Linked DNA regions of Homo sapiens: region 2 is linked to region 1. A link is a loop called in an ENCODE intact Hi-C map of the cell type or tissue named here. Cell type or tissue: heart left ventricle. All regions are shown on one strand. Links, peaks and the distances in the headings refer to the core of each region. The heading gives the core; the rest is flanking DNA.

Region 1 (11,527 bases), core at 1,641-9,640:
AAGCCAGTATCGGCTTTTCCATGTAACAATTTCCCGCAAGCCATGGGCCCGGCCATGGATCAAACATTTCTGTGAGTGACAGACTGTTTGTGTGATGGTAGAATAGCACGACTTTGTGAATAAATTCATAGACTCTTACAAGTAGACTCCTGGAGTCTTTGATGTTCCTTTAAAAATGCAGCGCTGGTCCCTTTCTGGCATGTATAGTTACTTCTTTCATTGTCTTTCTGCTATAAAAACCAGAACATATGTAGTTATTCATGGAAGTAATAAATACATCATTCTTTCTTTTAAAAATATATTTCTTTTAAAAATATAGTGTATTTGTCAGGGGAGAGCTGGTTATATTGCAGTAACAAAAACACCCCAAATACCGGTAGCTTATATCACAAAGGCTACATCTCAGGCTACACGTCCATCAGGATCACCTAGGATCTCTGCTCCTGTGTCATCATTGTCACCCTTACATTGGGAAAAGAGCTGCTAGAATACCTGTACCATTGACCATTGAGCATATATTGGCTCTTAAATTTTCCACCTGAAAGTGACATGTCACTTCTGCTCACATTTATTTAGCCAAAATAAGTCACATGGCCAAGTGTGAAATCCAGGGAAAGTGGGGAATATTACTCTCCCGCAGGAGCACAGCAGCTGTCAGTGAACAGCAATCCAGTCGAGTCCACGCCACACTCTAAGATGGACAGGTTCCTCAATGTCTGTGGGAGTCTTGCACCTAGACTATGACAATTATCATCTGATGTGGGTACCCTCTCTTGAAGGAGCCCGACACAGGGAAGATGCTTTCTCATTTATAAATGCATTTCTCCAGGCCTTGACACCAGATTGCCAATGACCTTGGCATTCCTGGCCAGGAATGTTTCCTGTCTAGGTCTGTACTCCCTGCATAGTGATCCTTCCAAAAGTCTTCATTGTCTTGAAGGCACCCCCCAACCCCTGTCCCCTGCCAACTCTGCACTAAGGATGGAGACGAGCAGCATCTGCTTCTGCTTCTACAGTAGCTTTTCTCTGCATGAAGAAAATCTGGCACAGAACCTATGTTTCACTATCTAAGACACTTTTTTGATCAAATGTCCCCATGGTCTGCTGTTGGATTGGGGTGTTTCTTTTTACCCCTGCAGATACTTGTTTGCCTTTCGAGTCTCTGGGCTGATGCAGTCAGCTCATTCCGGTACAAAACAGGGACAATAATTATTATTCTTACGTGGTTCTGCAATTCACAGATTTTTCCTAAGTAAATGTCCACATGAGCTTTATTCTACAGAACTGTAAACAGATGCCACAAAGCAGTGTCTCTGCCACCAAGGTTCACCAATTAGAGGTACCAAGCCATGAGCAATGGCCCATGAAATATTTAAAATTCTTCAAGATTAAATATATATTATACATTTTTAAAACCCTAAGTCTAAATGTATTTATAAAGCCAGATTTTATTTTCCATGTTCTGCTTTCTAGAACAGAGCTCTCTGGGCATAACAAATTCCTCCCCTCAGTCTTGAAGAGCCCATCAAAGCCAGGCATCTGCAATGAGCTGTTTTCTATTCATTGCCTGATGGACATCAATTATTCTCTATTTTCTTAAACTGTGAATAGTAAGAGACTGTTAAACTCAGGCACCCTAGCAGGAGACAAACAGCAGAGGCCCTGCCACTGCCCAAACCACCAATACCTCTAGATGCCAGGCAGGCTGGCAGCTGGATATTTGCTGAGCATTTCTGATATACCAGATACTGTGCTAAGCACTTAGCATGGGTTATCTTATTTAATACTCATAACAACTCCATCACATAGGTGCTGTGATTACCCCCATTTTACAAAGGAGGAAACTGAGTCCTAGAGAATGTTACGGAAAGACAGCAGAGAGTAGGTGACATATGAATAGAGTCTTAGAGGATAATTGGAAATTATTCAGGAGTTCAAAAGAGGAAGGCCACCCAAGCAAACTGAATGACATGGATAAAGGCATGGAAATGCAGAATAATATTGTGTGTTTGTGGAAACGTATAGACTAGGAAGGCTAAAGCACAGAGTACTTAGGTAGAATTGCCTAAAATTCCAACTAGGAAGGTCAACTAAGGCCAAATTTTGACGGAACTCAAATGCGGTGTGGAAGAGTTTGGGCCTCTTACTTCAGAGACTAGACAAGTAACCAAGGAGAGAAGTGGGCAGGTGTAAGACAGTAAGGAGTTGTGAGGACTGTGGCAAACCAGAAGGTACACACCTTCAGCTGTAAAGGCAATCAGATTCTTTAAGTGTGAGCTGAATTTGGCCTTTAGGGAATCAGCTTGCAAACTCTACAAGGCAATGAGAAGCTGATAAGGGGAATTAATCAGAGACTGATACTGTCAGATCTTTTTGTTAACAAATCTCCCTGACAAGCATGTGGATGATGGGCTATGCGGGGCAAGACTGAGAACAAGGGAACCACCAAGGAGGTAGATGCAGGAAAGTAGAAAGACATGATGGGAGCTAGGACCTGGGTGATACCAATGGGTAGAGAGAGAAAAGTGATAGATTTGAGAATGGAATATTAAAAAGGAAGAAACTGGCAGGACTCAATTCAAAAAGGATATAGGGGAAGAGGGCATGGGAGTTTCAAAGATAATGCCCAAGCCTTTGGTGCAAACCATGGGGCAAAAATTTGCTGTTAAACCCAGGGAGTGGAGGAGTGAAAGATAAGAAGTGTCATTTCAGATAAGCTGATGGGCAGAGTTTTGACATTCTGCTACTATGAGAGGCCCTCAGGGCTAGTGTGGGTCTTGGCCAAGACACCTTGCTAGCTCCATGGTCGAATGACTAAAGGGTCCATCAAAGAGAACAGCCTCTTCTGTATTCCAGGGGTTTACCAAAAGTTCCAGGAGGTACTACTAGTGCCTTCCCTGTGTTTCACCAGGATACCCATTGATGCATGAGGTCACCAGGTACCAGATGTGATTTCATGTGTCAACTTGTCTGGGCCATGGGGTGCCCAGATATTTGGCCAAACATTATTCTGGATATGCTTGAGGGTGTTTTTGTATGAGATGAACATTTGAATCAGTAGACTGACTATATGTGGGTGGCCTTCATCCAATCTGTTGAAGACCTACCTGAATAGAACAAAAGGCTGACCCTTCTGTGAATGAGTGAACCCCTCCTACCTGACTGTTTGGGCTGGAACACTGGTCTCTTCCTGCTTTCAGACTCTAAATGAACATTTGTTCTTCTTGGGTCTCAAGCCTGCCAGCTTTTGGACTGGAACTTACACCATCTGCTCTCCTTATTCTCGGGTCTTCAGACTCAGAACTACACCATGGCCTCCCATAGACCTCCAGCTTACCAATTTCAGATCTTGGGGCTTCTCCGCCTCAATAATAGTGTAAGCCAATTCTTTATAATAATCTCCTTATATATATATATACACACACACACACACACAGAGACATATGTAGATCATGTTTGCCACATGTGTGCACGTGCATGTTAGAGGGGAGAAGGAGAGAGAGAGAGACTGTATATGAGTGTGTGCCTACGTATGCACATGTACCTATATGTGAATGTGTGTATGTCTGTGAGTGTCTTAGAGATTGACCACATATGTATGAGTGTGTATGTGTGTGAGTGTGTACATGACTGTATGTCTTTACCCAGGTTTAACTCTCCTTGGCTTTCATACTCAGTATGAATTATTCTACAGAAACATTCCTGCATCTTTCTGAAGTTCTTCAGAGTCTGGACCTCAGCACTGAAGGGTGCTTGAGCAAGGCAGCTGGAAGACAGCTCAAGTGTCACAGACATACTGACATCCCACCTAGCAGCTTTGCTTGAAGTCAAGGCCTTAATTGCACCCCAGGGCCAGGCCCTCCATCCCCTCCTCCCCAACACAGGCTCATTCACATGCACCGGCTTGTGATGCCTCTAGTAAGGAGGCCAGGCCAGCCAGAGAGGAGGGAAGGCTGGAGCGAGCAAATTCCAGCCCTAAAGCAACTCAGAGTGGGGAAGGGGCCCCTGGATTCCTGCCATCTTTAGCATGCACTTAATAACTTAAGGCAATTTTTTTTAAGTGAACAAATGCCCTCTGTCCACAGCAAACAGGAAGGCAGTCCTCTTCCCTGGGCTGCTGACGGGGCCCTGTCTCTGCCCCCAGGAGACACCTTCAAGCTGTGGGTGCTGTCAGCAGTCATTAGGGCAACATCAACTGGACCTGAATCCACACAGCACTCTGGGAAGACCCTGCTCAAAATGCCAGTGGGCAGGACAGGCCCGTGAGCTTTGTGATCTGGAGTGCATTTTTCAATTAACCCTTCTGGAAGTCCATCGGACCCAAACAGGCGTGCCATAGGCATCCTCTAGAGGAAAAGGAAAGGCAGGCAAAAGACTAAGGAGTTCTCCAGACCTCCCAGACCACATAGAGCTGGGACTGGAGGCCAAGCTCCTGACCTCCATTCTACCTGCCCAGCACTTGGACAAAGTCACCTGTGGAGCCCTTCAGTGTTCACGACCCAAAGCCATTCTGGTCAGCTGTGCTGCTGGTTGGAGAGCACAGAGTTCTCTTGTCAACCAGCACCACAAACGTACTGTCCACTGGGTGCCCCACAGAAGCTCAGCATGGAGCCATCAGCTCCCACTTCCTGGCAAAAGTCCTACTGAGACTAGCAGGATTGGAAAAGAGCAGAGCCAAGGAGGTAGGGTCAAGTGGGAGAGAGTCTACCAGAGCCTCTGGGGGCCTCAAGGAGACAAAGGCAAGAAAAAGGCACTCACTGAGGACAACACTGTGACGCCATGCCTTGCACCCCAGGCTGAGGCCTGCTCTGAGGACAAGCCCCCTGCCTGCAATAGGCCTTTGCCGGCTGCCTTCACTGTACCTCTCCCTCCTCCTGAGTGTGCTGCTGTAGTAGAAAGAGAAAGACACTACACGAGGATTTATTCTGAATATGTGTAAATCCATAGCTGCCTTCAGCAACAACCAGGCAGCGTAGAAGCCAATCATGGATTCTCATAAGCAACTGAGGCAGCACAGTATACAGGCTTTGAGAAAACCCTGCTGGAAGCCCTGTCCACAGCACAGGGCTAGGAACCCTGCTAGCATTGCAGACATGTGGGAGGGGCTTGGAAGTCTTGCCAGCTGTACCACCACTGCCTGTTCCCCTCATCCTTCCCCAGTCCTGAGTGCCCTGGAGGAAGAAGCTCAGACAATCTGTGCTTGCGTGTACATAAGTGTATGCGAGTGCATACGCATCGGGCTGGTTACTCTCCCCCTTTCTCTGCCAGGCTCTGTGCCCGGGAAGGAGGCCCCTGCCTATGCAGCACCCAGCCTCCTCAGTAAGGCTCAGCCAAGGGAAGCCATCCATAGGGGATCACAGGGTAGCAGAGTGGTCAGGGTATTTCTTCCCCTCCTGCAGTGCTTTGGGCCCACGTCTCCACAGGGACTGTATCTTGCACCAGGCAGCATCGCTTCCAAAGCTCTGGTTCCTACCCTACCCTGGTAACACTATTTCTCCCCTTGTCCAGCCAGCCCTAGGTGTAACAAGAGCTCCCTCCTGCTGTGAGTCTCTGGGTCTCTCACCCTCTCTTACTTGCTCCCTTAACTCTGCCTCGATCTCTTCATTGTGATCCTTTCAGGTAAACAATTTGGGTATATTCTGCTTCGGGCCAGGCCCCTTCTGATAGGTGAGGATGTGTATGTGTTTTATGTATGGATGCACGTGTGTGTGAGTGCAGGTACTATACACCGCAGTCTCTACACACCTGCAGCTGTGTATGCGTGTGTGTCATGAACATATGCATAGGATACACCTTTTTCCTGAACTTTCAAGGCTGACAGCAAGAAAGCTATCTTCGAGCATTCATCTCTGAATCCAAGTGCCCCATTTTCTCCCATTCTGACACCATTTTGAAATGATTAGCCTAGGTCTCTACCTGGCCCAACAGCTCAACACTAAGCCCCTGGAGGACAAGGTAAAAAAAACGCAGGAGAAAGCAGGGAAGAGGAAGGGAGCGGAGAGGAGAGAGGAACAACAGGAAAAGATGACTATCATTCATTGAGTACCTGAGCTGGAGCACGGATTTTACAACCATTTCTCCATTCTAAAAACCAAGTAGACCATCGTTCATCTCTTTTTACAAGTAAGAAACCAGGGCTCAGAGTCTTCGGATAACTATCCTGAAGGCACACAGCTAATGAGCAGTGAGAGGCGTTCAGCCACAGGTGAGTCCAAGCCCTGGCCCTTTCCACTCCCCTGTGCTATTTCTCAGTCTCCCTTACCCAGAACATAGTCATGGCCACACGGTGGGCACTCAATCAATGCTCATAAAACCGAACTGAAGCTAAGAAGAAAATCCAATGGCATTCTTAAATACAAAGACAAAGCTCACCAGTCATGAAGAGAGCCAAGCTGGTCAATGCCTGTGCTCAGATCATCTTGAACAACATAATGGAATATGTCTATGGCTGCAGTCCTGGAAAAACACAGAGGGCTTCCCGCTGAGCTGCTTCAAGGCTGACCCTTGGTCAAAGCCATGCATGATATTAAATTCCAGGACAAGTGCTTTCTGACTGACGCATGGTTGAGAATTGGAGCCTCAGAAAGACTGAGCTCATCCCTCAGCCTACTCTCTTGGCAAGGCCAGGGCAAGCACTCAACAGCAGATAATTTGCAGACAGTCTATGCTGCTGATGGAAACTAAAATGCCAGGTAATTAACTAGATGGCAATAAGGGTGCTACATAATTGCCATAATAATAATTACTGTCATAATTCTTTGGAAGGTCAGATGGCTCAAAGTTTGAGACCTGTTCAGAGCTCAAAGTGGGGTCTGGGCACACCTGCCCCCTCATAGTAACCAGTGCATTGCCCTGCCCACCCCCATCCATGTTACTCCCCAGCCCTTAGGTAATCTCCAGAACCCAGAAAATGTTACAGCTGTCTGGCCTCAGAGATACCTGCCCATTGTGCCAAAGCTGGCAATGAACTCCTGTTCTGTTGAACTGCTACCAGGAATGAGGTAGCTTCTTTAGCTTGTTTCATCCTCAGGGCGCCCTATTAGTGATCTGTCATCACCTGCAGGCTACAGAGAAGAAGCTGAGCTCAGCCAACTTGCCAGCAGTCTCACAGCTGGTCAATGAGGAAGCCAGGATCCAAACCCAGGTACCCAGGTCTGCCTTGTTCCAAATCCTACTGTTTTTGCCATACCTACTGATGCTAACGCCCTCCAAGCCTGTTCCAATGCCACAGTGCTCTTTATCCACATACGTCTCCCTAAGGAGCCACCAGGAGTGAGGCGACGTTCGCTCAGAGACAGACACATGTACCATCTCCAGATCAACAGGACCTGGGCCCCTACGGCACTGAGTCAGGGCTAACCATGGCACCCCACTCTCTCCACACTGCCTCCTACTTTACCTCCTCTCCACAACAGCTATTTATAATCCTTATTTGTACAAACGAAACAGTGTATTCTGGCTTTTTTTCCTGCACTTTAAATAACTAAGTTATGGATAAAAGAAACAGAATGAAAATGTTATCCAATCATTGGCCTGCCCTGGTGCATGTCTGTGTATCTGGTATTTTCTCCCAGTGCCATTCCGAGTAGATGCCTCGTTTCTCTGCCTCATTATCTCCTGCTCTCCTTTGTGCTTCTAAACAAAGGTGACGTGGCATGGGGCCATGACTTGCTTACTGCCTGCCTGGCAGATGGAGTAGGGCTGGGTCTGTCATGTACCCCAGCCCCTCGGGAATTATAGTACAAGACCTAACATGGATTGAGCTGTGTTGCTATGTGCCAGCACTATGCATCATCTCACGCAGCCTCATCACACCCCATGCTAGCACCCCTACGTCACAGATCAGGAAACTGAGGCTTATAGAGGTCGAGTGGCTTGCCCAAGGTCATGGAAAGTGATGAAGCCAAGACTTGAACTAGGGCAACCAGACTTTGGTGTCCAGGCCCTTAGCCATGGGTAATAGGTTCACGCCTTTGACCACAGCTGGTCAGAACTAACAAACTCCAATGGTGACTCCTATCGCCAACCTGATGGCCCCTGAGGGAGGCTGATATTCAAAGAGACACACAATGACCATGAGATCTGCCAGAACCCTCTGAAGGAGGAAGTATTAGCCCATGGTAGGCATAATATGAAAGGAGAATGAGCTACTCACCAGCCATTTTGTCTCACTCTTATCTTGAGTAATGGGTTTCAATTAGTCAGTCAACAGACATTTGCTCAATGCCAACTCCATGCCAGACCCTGTGCTGGATGCTGCTGATGCAAAAGTGAATATAACACAGTCTTGTCCTCAAGATGCTTAGCCAGCCAGGGAGACAGATGAGACAGCAATAGCTGAGCCAGAGCTACAGACATACACACTGAGATACAGGTCTATCCTTGCCCAAGACGTCAGATTACCACCCCTCCTGCCATTCTATGTGACTTGAAAACTTCCACCTTTTCCTCAATCCATTTTCCATTGGCACTTACTTCATTCTATTTAGCAGACAAATAGAACCTGTGCAGTTCTTGCTGGATTCTTGATATATTCTCCACGCTGTGTTTACAAATACAACTGCAGACACAAATTTCTCCTGCCACCTGTCCTGCGAGGTATGCTGGTGGCCTTTAAATGCTGGATTCTGTTGATGTTCCTGGTGCAGCAGCAGCAGTACATGCAGCATGCAGCAGTCTGCTCATGTCCCCTGCAGCACGGGAGGAAAACGGCACAATGCAGTGGGGACGCCATGGGGCAGGGAGCCAGCAGACCTTGTTCGGGTCCTGGCTCCACTACTGTCTTGCTGAGTGACCACAGGCAAAGCTGTTAGCCTCTCTGAACCACCATTTCCTTGTCTTTAAATTGAGGAAATTGAATAAGGAGCTTCATCAGATCCCTTCCAAAGTCCCGTGGAGTATCTGCATGGCTCTCAGCCCACAGTGCAGTGCTTTTTACATAATACAAAAAGAATGAGTGTGAACAGCTGCTGGTGAGGCAGACCCTGGCCCCCGGCCAGTTGGAGACCAGGGCACTCTGGTACCATGGGTAAAAGCGTGAGATACTGAATGAGCAGACATGGTGACCCCTGGTTCTGCCACTGAGCAGCTCTGCAACACAAGGCAAGTCAGTTAACTTAGATGAGCCTCAGTTTACACAGTAACATGGTGATAACATTTTCTGCATTGAGTTGGTGTGAAGATTATTTGAAATAATGTGATTTGAAGCACATAGCAAAGTAATAGATGCAACCTCCAGTATTATTCTTTTCTGTGCTGCCCTTATTGTCCATGGAGGCCAAGTTCTGATGTCCTAGGGCTGACTCCTGGTTCTCATGGGCTCCATTTTCCACAAAAGGGCTACTAAGCTCATGCCAGCTCCTTCCCAGGGAAGAGAACCCTGCCCTGTCCCCAGCCCACAGGCTGGGCTCAGATGCCGTTGGCCAGACCTTCTGACCACCCAGCCGGCCGAGCTTCCACAGCCAATCCCTGCTAGGTTTGCCCGCCTGCCTAGATCCTGTGACTTCCTCCAGGGAGTGATGGTGCTTTCAGCTGCAGCCTACCCAGTAAATGCATTTCCTGCCAGGCTCCCACCTTCCTCCTGCATCTGCCCTGGGGACTGTTGTATGCCATGTTTGTCCTGCTCCCTGGGGCCTCACAGTGGCCTGCTGGCTAGACGTGCTTTCCTGCCTGTTCCTCACTTCCTGTAACTGCCTCTGGAGCCCCCAGAGAAGCTGTGTGAAATCACAAGAGGGCCTTTCCCATGTAGAGGGTGGTCCCTATCCACGGAGGTCCAAGTCCTCCACCCATTTCCCATCCAAACACGTACACAGTAATTCATGGTTTAGTCTAAGCAAGCAGATCTTTCAACCTAGGTTCTCTCTCCAGCTATTCCTGACTATAGTTTTAAGGGGCCTGTACAGGAAATGACATGAAATTATCAAGACCTTGGGCTAAATTGGACACATGGAAAAGACCACTCAGCAATACTAATAATAAAATATTTCATTTATTGAGCTCCAGGCACTTTGTATACATTTCCTCACTGAACTCAATCCAACAGCTCAGTGACATAGGTACTAACATTATCTGTATTTTACAGAATAGGACTGGACTGGTTAGCAAACGAAGTTTCCAAGATCACACAACTGGTAGGTCCAGGGCCAGGCTGTTCAACTAGGTCTGTCTGCTCTAAAGCCCCAGTGCTAAGCCAGGTTTCTATCCTGCCTCCCAAGACAGTCAAGGTGGCTCTGGACCCTCAGAGGAAGGCAAGAGGGAGGAAACCAGGGCTTCCCCTCCTTACACCTCACTAGGATCTGATCAGATGCTGCTATTCTGGCCTCTGATAACTTCTCCCTTCCTGACATCAGCTTCTTCCTCTACAGCTCTGTAGTCGATGAAACCCGCCAAGACCTTTAGCAACTCCGTATCTTAGAAATGAAAATTGAGACAAAAAAAAAAAAACCTCCTGGTCCCTGCATGCCACTTACATAGATCACAGCCAGAATGAGTCTCTAAAGAGAAGGACTTACAGACTCTGCTAATTGCGTTTAGCAAAATGACGTTCAGCTTCACATGTGGTAGGTGCACACCACTGTTATGCCTTGTGCATTCCTGCTTTGCAAAAACAATGACCAGAGCTTCATAAAGTGGTGCTTCAAGGCAGAATGTTAAGGCAAAAAAGAACAGGGCTTGGCCAAAGCCAGGCAGCACCACTACCTAAGTTTCTTATTTAATTTCCTGAAGTATGTGTGGTGCTGGTTCTTCCTGGATTTGTCCAGGCCATCTCACGCAGTTACATTTTTACTCTGCACAGTGAGCAGAATGTTTTATGTTTTATATAAAAATGAATATACTGCTCACTATGGATCAGACACTGTTGCAAGTGCTTTATCCAGATCAACTCTGCTGATCTTCATAATAATTCTATGGGAGAGGCACTGCTGTTAGTCCTGTTCCAAACATGAGGGAACTGAGGCACTGAGAGGTCATCCAGCTTGCCTAAAGTCACACAGTTAATCGGGGTGGAGCTGTGAGTCAGTCTGCATTTTTAACCACTGTGCTACCCTACTCTGTATTTCCTAGGAATCTGTTCAATATACAAATAAAGATAAATATATTGCTTTACCTTTGTAAGGCTTTTAAGATGAATACACAAGTCAGGGAAAAAAAAATCCTTTAACCATAATTCTTTGGAGAATTTAGAAAATGTGGTCACCAGGATACAGGCAATCATGTTTTATAAGGAGAAAAGATTTTGTAGGTCTGCATGGTGTCTAGACAGGGAGCTGAGAAGAAAGGATATGTCCGTGTGTCTCCAGGGCTGCCCAGAGAACAGGAGCTTCACTGAAGACTACAGGCCCTAGTGATTAGACAGAAATAGCCCAGCCATGGAGAAAGTCATCCCTAAGCTGACTGGGTCTGGAGGAAGCAGGTTATAAAACACTGTTTCCCAAAACCCAGTCCTTGGACTTGCCACAACAGAACCATCTCAGGATTTTATTAAAAATGTTGATTTAGGACCTCACCCTGGACGCATGATCAGAAT
Region 2 (11,527 bases), core at 2,264-10,263, 69 kb before region 1:
TGAAATACCTTCCTAGCGGTGGCAAACAGCTGCCGCCTAAAATACCTCCAGGGCCCCCCTGCAACCCCAGGTGCTCTGGCCCTTTTCTTGGAATGCTCCAGTTCTTTTCACCAATCAGCAACTCAAAGGCCCAGCCAAGAACCCCAAGATCCTGCTCTAGGCTGTGTTGAGCATTCCTGTCAGTTGGTTAGTACTGTCCCTTGACAGTTGTTTGCCAAGTATATTTTGACTACCAGTTGCTTGAGTCCTTCCTAGGTGGGCCCCTGTGAATGAGAGTGATGGGTTTCTAGAGACCCACTCACTCAGGTCATTTGCTTCCCCATGATCATGCCCAGTCCTTATTGTGCATGACTGTTTTTCAAAAAGTTCTACCAATGATCACATAGGGCACCTGGGAAATGCCATAATGTGGTCTCAGTGATATGCCCACAGTGCCTGACACACAGCCCATTGATAAGAGTGGAGCTTACAGATACATCCTGACAGGTCCATGCTAATTCATGGAGACAAGTGGGAAGTGGGGCAGGAAATAGCTTGCAAAGCTTTGAGCAATGAATGCAACAAAAGCCACAGCTCTGAGCGTTGTGCATGGGCTAATTGGCCAAGCAAGAGGAGCACATCTGGAGGCCCTGCCAAGGCTTTTGAGGCTCCTGAAGCCAGTGATGCTGAAAGTAGGAATTCCTGCATGAAGGGTTCTGCTTCAGTGGGCAGTCCACACAAAGCACTGGCCCCACTGGCTCGTGCTCCAAGATTGTGGTGGTACTGAGACTGCACAATGGAGTGGGGAGGAAACGGGCTTCAGAGTGAAAGGGGTATTGTAATGCTGCCCAGCCCTGTCTAGGTCTGACTGCCTCACCTTCTAGGACCAGATCCCTGCAGATCCCCTTCTGCTGAAGCTGAGTCATTTTGCCAGCTCTTGCCATCGCTGGAGATAGAAATTCTGAGGTGCTGGTGGTTTTTTGGAGGAACTGCAGGAGAGGCTGTAGCCTGGACCTCTTCCTAGGCAAGAATCTAGCACTCATATCTGCTCCTTGGATTGGAGGACAAGGGAATCAGAGGAGTCAAATGGCATGGTTGCTGTTGGAGGTCAAAGTGGTTTAGGGCTCCCCCCTCAAGGTTGGGCCGCAGGAATGGTCAAGTCCTACCGAAGGGTCAGACAGAGCCACCCAGAACGCAGCTCACCTGGCTGAGGACCCCTGGCCCGCTGCCCAAGCTAGTCTGTGCACTCTCTGGGAGCGGCAGCTCTGCTTCTTGTCCCTCGGTTTGTGCACCTAGGGATGTGCTCCCAGGAAACCACTGGAGCCTTCTTGTTTCTTGTGGTTTACTCAGTTTACTGTGTCCCTCTCTCAGGCAGAGGGGATCACTGAGAAGGCTTTGAGGGTGGGTGGGGAGTGGGGGCTAGCTTTTGTCCTGCAGCCAGTTCTGTAGCCACTGCTATTTCTCTTTCTGCCCTCAGGCCATGCTTATAGCAAAGCTCTGGTTGTTTGGTGATAAGATCCAGAACCCAGTGAGAGGAGGCAGGAGAAACTAGGTCAGGCAGGTTGGGGTGCCAGGTATCTGTCTGCCATGGGCCCCGAGACCCTGAGTCTGAAGTACACTTGGGGTGCAGACCCAGATGGTCCTGTCTCCTGGTCCTCCTCCCAGAGTGCACTGGGGACCCCTTCCCTCCCCGCTTCTGGGTCTGCTATTCGCTCTCTTTGGGAAAGACCCAGAGTCCCTTCAAGCCTTCACTTTCTTCACTTGTGAGATGGAAACCGACTGTCAGAGGTCACTGTGAAGTCAGCTTTGGGAAAGATGAAAGCTAAGCATCAAATAATGCAGCAAGCATTGCTGAATATCCCAGATAAGAATTCATAAAGAAGGTTTTCCTTTTCTTCCACTCCTCATTTTAAAAGCGGCTTTATTGAGGTATAATTTATATACCATAAAATTCACCCATTTTAAATGTACAATTCAATGATTTTTTTAAAAAAACTTTTCTTCCACTCCTGCAGTGCATTGTTGCATGCTTTATTTTGGGTTAAAAAGAAGAGGGCTAATTGAATGTTCAGAAATGTACATTTCTCTTGTCGGCTTTCAGTAAACTCCTGCCCGCTGACTTCCAATGATGAGAAGTCACCATTATTCCCATTAAAAAGCTTGATGCTTGGGCCTTGCCCGAGAAGCCCAGACCATGTTTGCAGAGCATCAAAGCCCAGTTCACCCGAGCACTGCTAATGAGGGCAGGACTCACACCACCATGCAGAGGGATCACATCATAAACAGCCGGAACAGCAGCGTTCAGCCTCAGCTGCCTTCAGCTTGCCATCTGCTGTGTCGCCTTCACGGCCTGTGGGCCTGACCTCCCCTGTCTTCCAAACACCCAGCCTTGAGATCCAAATCCCAGCCTTTGTGCCTGGTCCCAGCCAAAGCCAGGCACTGAGACCCGTGGAAAGCTGGCTGGTCTGGGAGACAGGAAGCCTTGGCCTAACCTCATCTCCAACACTGGGCAAACCCCCAGCTCCCTGGGCCCTGCTTGTCTTCTGTAAGATGGAGCCAGTGTTTGCGTTTTACTTGAGCGAGAAGGGGGACTTCGGCACATCATAGCGGTACTCTTCTTATATCCAGCAAAGCAAGATGTTATGCCTCTGCTTGTGATTAGGCTCCCAAAGGACAATTTTCAGATTTTTGAAAACATCCTTGAATATGTCAAGTGCCCTAATAATGGTAAGTAAATGCACTATTCTGTTGATGGAGGGCTTCCCTTCTTCTCTGTTTCTAGAGTTGCATTCAAACATGAGCCGAAGGTCTTTTGCCAATGGTCCCCACAATTAGGCTTTCTCTTCCTGGAATCCTCAGAGCTGCCAAAAGAACGAAGTGGAATCTGACAGCAAAGAGCTTGGAACCAATCAGGAGGAAGGAGCCCTGACAGTCTCAGGTCCAACACCATTAAAATCCTCTGTGCGAGGACTTTATTCAGCATGGCAAAGGAAATCTAGGATGGCTTCCTCTGACACCTGAACAGTGTTGCAGGGAAGAAGAGAGGCTTCTTCAGGGTGCCTCAGCCCAAAGTAGGGTGGGGTCTGCCATCCAAGAGATGTCCCACTGCAAGGCCAAGTGCAGACTCCATTAGGGGCTGAGCCCACCAGACTGAGGAGCTCTGGAGGCACCTCTGCCCTGGATTGGCTGTGTGACCCTCATCAAGCTCTTAAACCTCTCTGAAGCTCAGCTTGCTGTCGAATGTGGATAATAATGTCTATGTCTAAGCTTGTTGCAAAGATTAAGTGAGATGATGGACACCCCGAAAGTGCTTAGCAAACCATCAGATAGGTGGTAAAGTGTATTAATAGTTTCCTATGGTGCTCTAGCAAAAACCACAAACTTAGTAGCTTGACAATGCAGACATGCTATCTTACAGTTCTGAAAGTAAGAAGTCTGACAGGCATCTCACCGGGCTAAAATCAAGGTGTTGGTAGGGCCATTCTCCTTTCTGGAAGCTCTGGAGGAGAGATTCTGTTTCCATGCTCTTCCCAGTTTCCAGAGGCTGCCTGCATTCCTTGGCTTATGGCCTCTTCCTCCGTCTTCAAAGCCCACCACAGTGGGTCAAGTCCATCCCACATCGCAGCACTCTGACCTTCTCTTCAGCCCCTTCTGCCACATTCAAGGACCCCTACGGTTGCGTTAGGCACACCTGGGCAATACAGGCTACTCTCCCTCTTTAAAAGTCAGCTGAATTCACAACCTTAATTCCCTATGCAACCTTAGTTCCCTTTTGCCATGTAAGGTAACATATTCACAGGTTCCAGGGATTAGGATGTGTACATCTTTGAGGGGCCATTACTCTGCTACCATAGCAAGAGTCCAATCATTGTGTGGCTTTTCCCATCTATTAAAAAGAGATTCTAATACTTCACTCACAGGGTTATAGTGAGGCAAAATACCAATAGCTGACATTTGCAAAGAGCCTACCATGTCCAACACTACTCTGAGCAAAATGGCTCTGTCCACCCCAACACTCACTGAGTGTGAACACACCCCGTACAATCTGGGCAGGGCTGTCATCCAAGTTCTCCAAAGGTGCAGCGCACCTGAGGGCTGCAGGTGGCCATGAGCTGTGAAGGAGCCTTATCTCTGCCCACTCCTCCCTGACCTTGAAGCCCTTTTGGCCTTTCCTCCCTCGTACACTCACTAACAAGGTAGAAAGGAGAGCCCTAGCTGGTGCAAAGCAGGGACTGAGGCAGTCGCCCTCCTGCCTCCCTGTTTCTTCCTGACCCACACAGACGGAATCATTATAGTGTCCAACTGGCTTCCTGCTACTGTTCTTTGGACTTCGGTGTTGGTATTTGGCTACTCTTAAGTGTGGCTTTCAAAACTCCCTAAAGCTGCAGTTCTATTGTTAGTTTGTTGTTGCTTTTATTTGGGGAGGGGGGATTCAGAACCCTCTGAGAAAAAATGTTAAAATTGTTTTTCTTTATAAACTACCCAGTCTCAAGTATTCTTTTATAGCAATGCAAAACAGATTAAGACAGCCAGGGATACAGGAATTTGGCCCTGCACTCTGGGAGGTACTGGCAAGAGTTAGGGAAGGCAACTCCAGCTAGGTGGGCTAGGACTCAGGAAGGGTGGTGGGTCCCAGCAAAAGACCAGAGTCAGTTCAGTCCGGGCTGACATGGCAGACAAAGGACAGGAAGACATCTGACTCTGCAAGCTTAGTCCAGATACTACAGGATGATCTCTCTCCGTCAGAAAAATCCCACTCCACTCCTGACGGGCTGGCACTGCTGGGTCTTTCCTCCCCTGCAAGGGGGACTTCTGGGCCTGGGTGTGTCTGAGTGTGCGGCTAGGATGGCTGGTGCAGGTAGGAGCAGCAGGGCTCAGCATGTGCACACACACTCACAGAAGTGGAAATAGCCTTGATTAGAAATTATGCAGAATGAAAGCTGCTATTAAAGGGTCAAGTTTTTACACTCCATGCCAACTATATAAAGTACATGTGAAAAAACTCATTTTAGAGAGTGACAAATGTCTGTATCTTAGGAATCAGAATTTATATGTGCCATTACTTGCTACTTTAAAGCAACCTTTAAAGCTAGAATTCTGCCTAGGAGAGATATAATAAACTCTGAAGCACATACCGTTATCCCCCCCGCTCCCGCCCGCCACCGAGCTGACAGCCCGGAGCTGACACCCGGACTTCTAAATATACACTACACTGTTCACACATAAAACAGTGTTCCCAGTGTTTCCACACATCAATCTATTGGAATGAACAAGCCGGACCAACCCTGCTAATGTTAAAGAGGCATGCTTCCCTGACACAGACACACGGATGGGAACAGCTGGGCTAGACAGGGAGAAAGCAGTGTGGCCCTTGCCAGTAGGACAGCCTGCAGCCCAGAACAATGCCAGACGCCATGACTCCTTTCAAGGCTCTGCTACAAGAGTCCTTGCTTTGGGAAACCTGCAGCCTGAATGAAGCTGCAAAAATCATATGTACCTTTCATCTGTAATATTACTCTATCATGTGCTCCCCTGTCTCAAACAGCCTCTCCCAGGAAGCCTGCCTGTTTCCAGTTTCTTTCTTCTGGTCTTAAAGGGAAGCGGGGTGCTGTAGGAACAGCAGCAAGCATCAGACTTCACCCAGAGGGCAGTCAGATTACAGATCGTGGGGTCCCACCCCAGAGTTTCTCATTCAGCAGTCTGAGGGGAGGCCTGAGATCGTGCATTTCTAGCAAGTTATGAGAGGATGCTAAGGCTGCCGGTCCACGGTCCCCACTCTGAGAATCTCAGCTGTAGAGGAGGAACTTCCTAGTCTTGGCTCTCAGTACATTCAGTGTGTGGCTGTGGCAAAGTCTTTTCTTTTTTTTTTTTTTTCCTTTGCGATGGAGTCTTGCTCTGTCGCCCAGGCTGGAGTGCAGTGGCATGATCTCAGCTCACTGCAACCTCCACTTCCTGGGTCCAAGGGATCCTCCCACCTCAGCCTCCCTTGTAGCTGCGGTTACAGGCTCCTGCCACCACACCCGGCTAATTTTTTATTTATTTATTTTTTATTTTTTTAGTAGTGGTGGGGTTTCACCATGTTGGCCAGGCTGGTCTCGAACTCTTAACCTCAAGTGATCCACCCGCCTCAGCCTCCCAAAGTGCTGGGATTTCAGGCATAAGCCACCGCACCCGGCCCTTCCTTTTCTTTAGGCTGCCCTTTTCTCATCAGTAAACACAAGGTGATCTCTAAGATCCCTTCATGCCCTAAAATGTCACAATTCTAAGGTGCTCAGATCACTGATTGTGGCTTACACAGGGCCTGGTGGCTTTCACTCAGAAGCAGAATGTTCAATGGAACCACCTGAAGTCACACAGCCAGGCAGCAGCTGATTCTAGGACCGGGAAGTAAAAAAGGGTCTTAATGCCCTCATTCCTGCTCAGTGCTCCCTCCACCACCCGGGAGGGGTCCTGCAAAATGGCTCTGGGGAAAGGCAATCTGCTCAAAGAACAAGTATTTGGGGTGTCAGCCAAACCCCAGAGCCTGAGCCCTGGGCACACCAGCAAACCTCCTCTCTCAGAGACCCCTTAACTGTGTTGGTGCCTGGGTCTAGATGTATAGCATGCACCTGCCCCTACAGGACAGGCAGGTGGGAGGGTAAGCAGTGCTCTGCAGTGTGGAGAGAGAGGATATCAATCACAAGACCCTGGAACTATTAGTACAGTCTCCCACAAGAGAACAGGGTTCCTGCTTCCCTCAGTTATCACTGGCTGTATCCTCACACATGGACATACACACTCAGACAGACAGACAGACACACACACACACACAGAGAGAGAGAGAGAGAGTTCCAGAAGCCCGCAGCAGCCTACAAAAGCTCATCCTGAAAACAGATTCTTCTAGTCCCAAGTGGTTGCTCACTGCTTATAGCAAGAGCATTAAAAATGTGTCATTTCAAAGATGAGAAAAGAACACTTACAAAAACAAACTTGTGAGAAGAAATATTATTCAGTTAACTAGCCCACATCTGATTCTTTAAATGTAGTGTACAGTGCAGAAGGATAAATACGAGCCAGGGCCCCAGCGAGGTTGAGGTCTGCTTACACGTCCCCTGGGAGCCCTAGCTGTTGTGGCCCCAGGGCTGAGCGTGCCATCACTCCCAGCAGCTGTCGGCTCACTGGACGTCTTTTCATTACTGTCCTAAGTCGTAAATCTCTCACCCCCAGCAGTCACAGCTGTATTTCATCAGGGAGAAGTGGATTTGTCCTTCGAAAAAACTGAACAAACAGGCCCTCCCAACCCCAGGCCCTGGCAGGATAGGGAAAGGCTTTGAATCCACGTCAAAGAAGCCATCAAAGGAAATAGGCCATTTTCAAACAAAATCCATTTCTTGAGCATGACGGTAAAAATATTTATCACATGAAAGATGTGAAACCTTTATGCTGTCTCGACGCTCTGTATTATGAATGCAGTATGTGTCCGGCGGAATGTGTGCAAAAACCGTCATGCTCATGATTTTGAAAGGGGGAAAAATTAGTCCTTTCCATCTGGCAAATTCTTAATTTACCAACCCAGTCTTGCTCTGTGAGCACCTGAAGCAGAGGAAGGAGGCAGTCCCGGCCTGCAGCCAGACAAAATAAGCAAAGGTTTTGGACAAAGAAACTGCACGTCCAAGATGTAGTGAATGGGGTCCCAAGCTTATCTATCTCTGTCAGCCATGGGCTTTGAAAAGCATCCATACTGATAGCTCCTGTACAAGGTCAGGCAAGGCTTCTTCAGTGGGTCCCAGGATTTTCCACAAAGTCTAAACTTTCTTCCATAATCATGAGTTTTTGCTCCACAAATGGATTTTTAAAGTGAACAAAAAAGCCTATGCCCAGAAAGATCTTGAGAGGCCAAGCCAGCCTTCCCGGGAGACTCGAGGTCTCCTAGGCTCAGATCTAAGGAGGACTCTGCTCAGAGGCCCTGCAGCCCTGAAGTTCCTCCTCCACACCATGCCTCAAAGTTGGTGGGCACCCAGAGATGGCACCCTGATGCACAGCCTGTCTTGGTCCCATGAACATCTCCTCTTCAGGAAGGAGGCATGGGCCCAGATCTAATGCCATTTCCTCCTGGTGGGTGGTTCAGAAAGAAGCTCCCTCGTGGGCCCTGGCACACTGAGAAAGACACATTGGCTTGCCCTACTTTTTTCTGAGTACCCACAGAAAAGTGAAAATTAAAGTCCATGAATTTGGCATTGTAAATAAAATGAAATTCATTTATTTGATTAATATGCATCAAGATACAGCAGTGCAGAGAGCAGCATAGCCTAGCGGGGAAGTGCCAACCCTCTGAGTCACACTGCCTGAGTTTGGAGCTTGGCTTCACTACTCACTAGCTGTGTGACCTTGTGCAAGTCACTTAACTTCTCTGTGCCTCCATTTACTAATGTTGAAAATTGGGGATAATCATATTACCTACTTCCTTGTGGGGTTATTGTGAGGACTGAATAAGTTAATAACAGAGCCTTTCACATTCTATGGGCAACATAAACACCGGCTGTTGTTACTATTATTGTTACTGGTCAGGTGCTGGGCTGGGAGCTGGGGATGGAATTACGAGCAGTGGGGAGTTGTTGGGGTGGCTGCTTATTATTTCTTGTCTTCCCCACCAGAGTCAAGTACACAGAGTAACTTAGAACATAAGGCAACTTCTCTATCCTCTCTACGAGGACAGAGAGAATACAGATCCCACTGGTAACCTGGGCGAGGTGCCTTGGGATGCCTGAGGAAGGTCTGTTCCCAGATCCTCAGCCCCATTCCTGCTGAGGTCAGGGGAGGAAGGGATGTCAAGGAGGCCACATTGGCACCGGGAGCTGAATGCCACAGTGGGAGGGTCTGTATTTAGACTGATTTCCCCTGAGACTGGGGAGTTGGGTGGGCAGGGTCATCCATCACACTGTGTAGCCCAGGGCTAGGAAGCAGAGATTCCCACCTTATGGAGCTGTCACTGTGCAGGAAAACACCAAGGATTACTCAAAGCTTGAGTGCTGCTCCTCCAGGCTGCACGGACGGTGTCACGCTGCCCTCTGATCCTGGGGCTCGTGATCCGTATCCATGGCAGCTCAGTAGCCACAGAAGCCAAAGCCACCTGGCCATGAGGTCAGGAAGCACAGCTTAGGAAGGGTCTTGAGAATGGCCTCCGGGAACCAGAGAGGCCTGGAGGTGACAAGCTTCTCTGCTGCTGGGGCTGATCAGGGGTAGAGAAATGGAGTGCCCAGACCACTTCATACACTTGCTTCACCCACCTGTATAAGACATACCACGGTTAGCTCCTGGACCATGGACCTGGGCAAGGTCAGCTGGCTCCATATTAACCTCTTCTCCTCTGCCAGGCCCCAGGAGGATGTGGAATTACTGCACGATATTTATGTAGGGTACTCAGCTATCTCTAGGGGAGGGGCTTGCACTGTCATACTGCTGAGTACTTCTGCCTTCTTCCCTGGCCTCACTGCATGGCTCACCAGTGCTCTGCTCAACATAGGGGGTAGGAAGGTCTCCCAGATGTGGATGTGAGCCAAAGTCAGGGCCCAAAGGAACCACAGGAGGCATCCATCCAGACCAGTGCTTCTCAGCTCTTCTCAATCATAACCTACAAAACTGTATTTTTTGCATTTCACCCATTATACGCAAACAGATATAAGGGAAACGAGGTTACAAAACAATCTTTAGCATGACCATGTGTGATTAACTCTGACACATTCTGTTTTATTCTGTAATATTCTATTAAGAAGGAATGCTGTTCATGACCTAGTAAATTGATTTCATGGCCTGCTGGGTGGGTTGTGACTGCATTTTGCAAAACACTGATGTAGATCAACGGACTGCAACCTTTATAAACCAGTGCCACCTTTACGTGAATATTGAAATCCCTACCCTCCTTTCATGTTACTTGAAATTTGAAAATAAATTAGGTATCACAAATGAAAACAAATAGAAACAATGGCCATTTTGAAATATGATTTTTCAAAGTACATGTGCCACTTGACTTTCCCAAGATTTTGATACGGACACCCAGGAAAGGAGGGATGATCCCCCATTGAAAATAACTTATTTACAACTGAGGTTTCCAAAAGAGTCTGTGGAGCCCCCTTGGGGACAGTGGACCCTGAGAGAGGGGTGAGGGGAGTCTGAGACCCCTCTTTCCTCCTTTGCCAGAATAGCTCTAATTCAGTCTGTTTACCTATTAGGATTTTGCATAAGAAACCCTTTAAAGAAAGGGTCTGTGGCCAAAGAAGGTGCTTTGAACCATGAAAGCTAATGAGTTCATCTGTCTCCTTTCTCAGGGGAAACGATGAGGCCAAGGCATTTTTTCTATCAGAGAGGTTGGAGGACTTGCTAAAGATGACACAGAGAGGTAAAGTTGGGGCAGGAATGAGCGGGAAGCAAGACAGAAGGGAGACCTGGGCAGGGTGTTCCTGAGCTCTTCAAACTGCTTCCAAAAGGCCTGGCAATAGGACACACGCAGATCAATGAAAGGACCCATTACTTGGCTTATGTGCAATTTCTAGAAGGCTCAGAGTAGAAAATCTTCTTACCTACTGGGAGTCAGAAGCCCTGATTAACAGCTACATGTGTCTTTGATTAATAAAAGATGGAAAATGAACTGCTCATCTCTGCACACAGGCAGTATGTGCGGAGGAGAACATCTTCCGAACCTGGGGCCCGGGAGGCAGGAGGCCCTTAATGGGGAGAAGATAGACATCACCGTGTGTGCCCACCGGCTGCATATGCTATGTGTGCCCACGGCAGGCAGGAGGGTTCTGCTGTCTCTCCACACTGACACGCAGAAGCCACACTGAGGATCAGGGCTCATAGCTCTATAGCAACTACTACATCAGGTGCTGCTGCCCCAACCTAGGTCACCCATGGCTCCATGGCCAGAAATCTTCCCAGTGCCACTGGTTCCGCTGCAGCTGCCACCCCTGCCCCTTCACAGAGCCCTTTCTTACCCAGAGCCAGATGAGAGAGGTGATATGGCAGAGGCTTTTCTCCCAGCTTCCAGCAACATCCTCTGAACACAGCACAGGCGCCATGCCAGTCTGATGGCCAGATGCAGGCATTTAAAGGGAACCACTCTGTTTGCCAGAGCAAGCCCAGGTCCCAGCCATAAATGTCCCCAAGGGTTGGAATCAGCCCAGGAGACACGCCCACACGCTCATGCATTGTGCACATTCAGGGCACAGACAGGCACCATGGCTGAGAACACAGTTTAACCCAAGTTCTCAACCCTGGCTACACATTAAGTCAACTGGGAATGAGATAATCACATCAAATTAAGAATGCTCAGGCCCAACCCTGGTTGAGTCAAAATCTCTGGAGGTGGGGTTTGGGGCATCTCTTTTGTAGTATTTCCTTTCATTGTTTTCTCAACTCTCCAGGTGATTCCAATATGCAGCCAAGATTTAGAACCACTGGATTAAGGATAGTGGTTTCCAAACTTCAGTGTGTATACAAGAATCCACCTGGTAAGTTTGTTAAGACTACAGATCACCCCGAGATGTTCCATCCTAAGAGATTCTAGGGAAGA

Evidence for each region. Peaks named below come from ENCODE experiments on the same cell type or tissue, not always from the same donor. Only the 100,000 strongest peaks of a DNase experiment are listed, where the experiment ranks them.
Region 2: a loop joins it to region 1, with 1.9 times the contacts of the local background. A loop is called at or near these places in 3 of 110 quality-filtered maps.

Annotation. Positions count from the first base shown.
Region 1 is chr11:11,526,222-11,537,748 of GRCh38, forward strand. All of the region lies in intron 1 of GALNT18 (polypeptide N-acetylgalactosaminyltransferase 18), which reads right to left. Among named protein-coding and RNA genes, the nearest start is that of GALNT18-AS1, 38 kb to the right of the region's middle. In heart left ventricle, for the core only: CTCF peaks have their summits at 5,541 and 9,510; DNase peaks (open chromatin) are centred at 8,997 and 9,516; H3K27ac peaks cover 3,249 bases.
Region 2 is chr11:11,456,437-11,467,963 of GRCh38, forward strand. The region is part of intron 1 of GALNT18 (polypeptide N-acetylgalactosaminyltransferase 18); the gene reads right to left. Among named protein-coding and RNA genes, the nearest start is that of GALNT18-AS1, 110 kb to the right of the region's middle. In heart left ventricle, for the core only: no CTCF peak of the experiment used is centred there; a DNase peak (open chromatin) is centred at 7,099; H3K27ac peaks cover 1,520 bases.